Linked DNA regions of Homo sapiens: region 2 is linked to region 1. A link is a contact called in ENCODE POLR2A ChIA-PET data. All regions are on one chromosome and are shown on one strand. Each heading gives the region's core, a stretch centred on a gene start or an enhancer-like site at or near the end of the contact. The rest is flanking DNA. Distances are from core to core; before and after follow the strand shown. Region 1 has its middle 39 kb from the start of MIR29B2CHG. Region 2 overlaps PLXNA2 (plexin A2).

Evidence for each region. ChIA-PET counts read pairs that join two places held with the same protein, here RNA polymerase II (POLR2A).
Region 2: POLR2A ChIA-PET joins it to region 1 with 10 read pairs in A673. The contact joins two enhancer-like sites. POLR2A ChIA-PET finds 5 or more read pairs at or near these places in 3 of 52 experiments (A549, A673 and GM10248).

What each region holds. Positions count from the first base shown.
Region 1 is chr1:207,860,495-207,863,424 of GRCh38, forward strand. No RefSeq gene overlaps it. Among named protein-coding and RNA genes, the nearest start is that of MIR29B2CHG, 39 kb to the left of the region's middle. Within about 2 kb of position 1,442, at least 8 of the 41 ENCODE cell types and tissues checked have a DNase peak (open chromatin) inside an H3K27ac peak, as active enhancers do.
Region 2 is chr1:208,130,941-208,133,870 of GRCh38, forward strand. The region is part of intron 4 of PLXNA2 (plexin A2); the gene reads right to left. It overlaps LOC124904500 (a long non-coding RNA gene), which reads left to right. Exons shown (of 2, transcript XR_007066851.1): 2 at 1-2,801. Among named protein-coding and RNA genes, the nearest start is that of PLXNA2, 110 kb to the right of the region's middle. Within about 2 kb of position 1,436, at least 11 of the 41 ENCODE cell types and tissues checked have a DNase peak (open chromatin) inside an H3K27ac peak, as active enhancers do.

The DNA of each region.
Region 1 (2,930 bases), core at 192-2,691:
AAGATAGAGAGGAGGTGCCCAGGGCCTTTAATGTTTAGAGGTCAGGGAGATGAGAAGCCGAGAAGGAATGGCCAATTAGGCAGATGGAAAGCCAGAAATACACACCCTGGAAGCCAAGTGAAGAAACAGCGTCAAGGAAAAGGGTATGATCAGCGGTGCCAAACTGAAGAGCTCCTGTGAGGAAGATGAAGAAGTGACCACTAGAGTCAGGATCATGGGAGTTACCATGGACCTTGCCAGGAGCACTTTCATCAGAGTGGTGTGAGTCAAGAGAGGATGTGAACACAGCAAGGACTGAAAATATGGAGGGACAGATGATGGGGCAGTAGCTGGGAGAGGTGACCAAAGAAGACTTTTTGAAGATGAGAAAGCCTTTGGAAACGATCGAGCAGGGGGAAAAAGTGGTGATGCAAGGAGGAGGGGACAGGCTGGGGCAATGTCGAATATGTGAGAGTAACTGAAATTTAGGGCAAAGTAGAAGGCTGCCCTCGGACAGAACCATGAAGAGTTCATTTAGGAAGAAGGTAGGGAATACAATATATCCTAGCCATTTGAAGTCTTTTGTTTTGTGTTTTATAATACTATAATGTATTTTAGCACAGCACTACTTTTTATAAATTATAAATACACACACAAACAAGGGGAATTGCTCAAAAGTTTTAACTGATATGGGCACACAATCAAAACGATTAAAGACCACTTAACTGAAAGAAAACAAAACATATCATCAGAGGCTGAACATGCCTTCAGTGACAAGGAGATATGTATCATAAGGATACTAGGTTTTATATCTGAAAATATACTTTTATTAACTAAGATTTTTTTAAAGGCTCAGACACTATAATCCAGTAACTACAATACAGTTGCATTTGAACTGAAAATGCAAAAATATAAGAAGAATCATGGACCATTCTCAAAATCAGAGCATCACAGGAGTCAGAGTCTGATTATTTACTTACATAAAGAAATGTAAATCAGTTAAAAGTTTTATCAGCAAGACAGGCCTGAATTGTATCATCATATTTAGCTACTGAGGCAGACTGGCTAACCAATACACAACGAACAGCAAATCAAGAAAGTGGGCCTGTCATCTGAAAGGCTGGCAGGTAGCCTAACTGGAACAGGCAAAAGCCCCAAACCAACCTGAAGTCCACAAAGCCACAGAAACATCCAATTTGCTCAAACATATTAGCAACACTTGGCTTTTGCCAAGCCCTGTAACAATTCAGAGCCCCCCTCTTTAAACGTGTTCATTTAGCCTCTCCACAATCCACCAATTCAGGAAGCTCTCCATTTTAACTTTCAGAGCTATCCACACTCAAGCCCAAAAGTGTTACATGGATACACACAAGGCCCAAGCAGCACCACAGTTAGAATGCCGGGTCGTGTGGCTATGAGACACAGGCCTGCCACAGAAGCCATGCCTGGCTTCTTGAACATTCTAGGCGCACCTTTGTCAACCACATAAAATGACAGCATGAGAGCATGAACACCAAGCTATAAAAACGTGGCAGGTCTGCCTGCACAGAAGTGACGGTTGTGGTCACACTGCTCAGCTGGGGTGAACGCACGGGGAAAACTGCCAAGCAGCAGCTCTCCTGTGGTCAAACTGTAAGCTCCAGGAGTTGGGCCCTGTCTGTCCTTTTCACAGGTGTAGGCCCAGTGTCCAGTACAGCTCCTGAAACAGAGCAGGCTCCCAAGAAACATCTACTGAAGGAAGGGAAAAATGACTAGCTACATTAAACCATAAAGGCAAGAGGGATCATGAAAAAATGCTCAAAATCATAAAAATCATCTAACAAAACTCAGGAAGCTGTTGATGGCAGCTGACTGGGAAGAATCGTGGGTAGCTAAGTAAATCTAAAAGGTAGAATTGCAAAACATAAATTCTTTTAAGAATGACCATAATCTTTATTAACAGAGCCTTGAAGATTTGTCATCAACTAAATGAAACATGAGGATCTTGTTTGGAGCCTGACTCAAACCAACTGGCTGTTTTCAAAAAAAAAAAAAAAAAAGAAAGAAAGAAAGAAATTGAGACATCGAAGGAAAGTTAAACACCATTTGGATATTTGGATGACAGGAGATATTTAGGGATGACTGTGCTTTTTCAAGGTGTAATAATACCACTAGGGTTAAGTTTTTAAAAGGTATTATCATTTAGAGATATATTAAAAAGTATTTATAGATAAAATAATACAGGATCTAGGTCTTGCTGTAAAATAATCCAAGAAGGGAGTAAGAAAAAGGTGGGTGAAGGTATAAAAGAAATGAGAAAAGCCATGTGTTGATTACAAGTCGAAAAACTGGGGGATGGGAACATTGAGGTGTATTACGCTAACTCTATCTTTGTGTACCTGTGAAAATTTCCATTGACAAATTTGAAAAAAAAAAAAAAGACTAACCATAATGTCAAACCATAGTTAATTTCCTCGCATTTGCCGCACTGTTGGAAAATAACTGAGAGGCATTTTTAGTCATACATGGACACAGTGGTTTCTGAGGAGACCAGCAGAACAGAGCTGAGAGTCCCATCTTTTCTTTATCCCTGCCATCATGTTCATCTGAGACTCACTTGTGTCATTTCTGCTTTCATCCTAGGCCTGAAGAGGTCTCCATGTTTCCTCTCACAATGGCTCCTACTCTCCTTCCACTCTTCCCTTCTCTGCCGCTGGTTAGTTCTTCACAATTCTGGTGGCCCTCTGCTATACCCAATGATCCTGACTACCTCTAACCCACCTTTGTAGCCAGGTTATATTCCTTCCTTCTCATGGCCCTAATGCCAATGGATTCTGTCATGCCCATACAGCTTTAACCCTTCTCTTTTCCTTAAAGGCAGTCACTTAAAGGCACTCATCGTCATACATCCAAGTATGTCCATCTTCCCCCAAATTTGTCACACTTGCTGCGTTAAGCACCTCTCTTCCTCC
Region 2 (2,930 bases), core at 186-2,685, 270 kb after region 1:
GGCCTTCACTAAAGAAATCAAAAAGTGGTGGTCAGCTTCCCACTTCATGGGAACCCTGTGTTCACAAAGATGTCCCTGGATAAAAGGCCTGAGAGGAGCTGTTCAAGCCTGAACCATTTGTATGAGAAATCTGCTGGGGTGGAGACCAACACCTTTCCCCTCCCTCAGGGGCACCCAGAGCCCTGGCCCACATACAGAGGGACCTTGCCAAGTCCCGGCCACGCACCCCAGGACTTCCAATTGCGCTTGTCTCCAGGGGTTCACTGACTTCCCCTTTGCCTCTGCCCCTCTTCCTGATGCATGGTGCCGCTCTCGACACCTCTGAACCTGCATCTTCACACTACAGAAACCGTCCTAGTCATCAGTGGATGGCAGTAACTTTTCATGACGGCTCCTCTGATGTTGCCATCTTTCGTGTTGATCAAAACAACAAAACGAATCAGACTCTCGGCATCTGATTGAAGCCTAATTGGAAATCCAAAGTGGCACTAAATGTTATGGTCTAAATAAAACACATTCAATTACTGAAACTCAACGCAGGGAACACAAGGGAGCGCTCCTGGAAGGAGCTGAAAAGCAGGCTGCAGAGCTCTGGGGTGTCATTCCGGGGCCCCCTGTGTCTGGCTGGATAAGACTTAAGATGGGGAACACAGGAGGCTTTCTTGAGTCTGAGAACCTCTTACTTAGGGCCAGGGATTGAGCTGATATGGGTTTGCATGGTTCACACTTGAAACAGCACCAGAGAAGCTGAATCGGGGCTTCAATGCCTCACATGTGTTCTGCAGCTGCCCTCCTTGAAAAGGTTTTTCCTTTGCCAGACCGACGAGCTTTGGATGGGGGTAAGAAAATATGCAGAGGAGTCATGATGTCTCCCGCTGGGGTCTCTGCATGGGCTCTCCTGGTGCTAGGGGAGGGCGAGCAGTCCAGGAGCTTTGCAGCCACACAGACAGGCTCCTCACTCCCGGCTATGCCTCCTAAAAGTCATAGACACACCTAGCTCAGATCCCTCAACATTGCTGCACCTGGCCTTCCTCATTTGTCAAACGGGGGAGATAATACCTGTCTTCCCAGGTTCTTGTGAAGAGGGGAGATCATGCTCGTGAGGCGCTTGGCTGGCTGCGCAGGAGAAACTCCGCGGTAACTTCCTGGGGCGAGGTGCTTTTTCTCCCTGCATTCTGACCACCTGCAGAGGCATTTCCCCTGACTGTCCATGTAGGGCCCGGGGCAGTGCTTGCTTTCCTTTATTGGTTTTTTAAACTAAACAGTGCACTACTCCAATCTCCTTGAAGGTGTCAAATGAGGAGTTACTGAGTCTGTGCTGGCCTCCTGGAGCCCAGAAAGCCGCCTCTGAACCCTTTTCCTAACTGGGAGCCGGGTGTGGGGAGAGCAGGAGGGGAGGAGCCTTCTGCAGCCACAGGGCAGCCAGGGGGCGCTGTCTCAGGAAGCTGAAGAGGTGTGGATTTGGCTTCAGAGGTGTGGGGTGGAGTCCCAGCCCTGCTGTTGGACAGCTTGGTGGCCCTGGGCAAATTACTTAGTCAGTTTGAATTTCAGTTTTGTTATCTGTTAAAAAAAGGCAAGGACAATAATACTTATCTCATAGGACTGGTGTATTAGCTGAGGCCATGTTTGTAAACTAAAATAAGAAAAACACGGCAAAAATATTAGTTAGATTTCAACACAGCTTAAATAAGGTAGGGCTGAGAGGCAAGGCAGGGTGGTTAAGCTTTTTTTAGGTGTGGCTGTTTGCAAAGCATGACCTGCAGGGCTTGGCCTGATGATGATGTATGGGGGCACAACTGTAAAAATATAATTACTACTACTACCATTTACTAAGCGGGTAGTAGGTTCCTGGTACTTTTCAGAGTGCTTTTTATGCATTAATTAATTTAATCTTCAAACAGATGCCATAATTATGCCCATTTTACAGGTGAGGTAACTGAAGCACAGAAAGGTGAAGCAACTTGCCCAAGGTCACATGGCAGTAAGCAGTAGAGCCAGGGCTTGAACCCAGGCTGGCTGCTCCCCATGGCTGTCAGGAAACTACTGATAGTCAATCATTGTCTGCTTCTCCACATTCGGCTTGGTATACCCTTTCTTCTCCGGAGTCACTGCCCCCTCAGACCTCTCATCTCCTCTTCTGTAAAATAAAGGGCTGCTCTTCACTAGAGAATCTCTGGATAAACCAGCTCTGGATTCTTGTGTTAGGGAGAGGGTGAGTCCCCCGAGTGACCCCAATTAGGGAGGGAACCAGGACAGGTCCCTTCCTGGTGGTATGCGTTTATGAGTTACTTTAATCATTGAATACATAGTACATCTCTTCTACAGCATTGCTCTGATGTACAAATAAATAACCTTATCTTGTGATTTATCTATACATCATTGCGCTTCTCCAGAATTTGACCACCTTGAGGGCAGGGATTCTATTTTATTTTTTGCTATACAAAAGCATACGTAATAGTGCTATTGTTGCATTGAAAACAGCAAAAAGAAATCAAGAAGGTACTTATCTTCCTGGCAGCCCTATTTAGAAGGAGACTTTTGCTGGAATATTACTTAGAAAGACAGCCCTATCTATATCTACATATGCAAATGACTTGTCAGTGGACAGCTCTATGCATTATACATGGTCAACACTTAATGGTCTATTGAATGAATGAGTCTGCATATGCAAACAATATGCAAATCTTTCCCTATTTTAATTTGACCCTTCGGAACATCTTCAGGAACTCTCTTGGGCCTAGGTTGTTTTAATGTTGCTAATTAAAAGTTTTTAAACACAGTGTTCACTCTTGTCTGTGCTGAGTGAAACTGTTGTCAAGTTGGGAAAGGATGCTGGGCTAGACCAGGTTACTCAGGATTTACCCTGATTCTTCTGGTAATTCAGATGATGGCCTAGGCAAATGACTTTCCTCTCTGGAGGCATCAGTTTC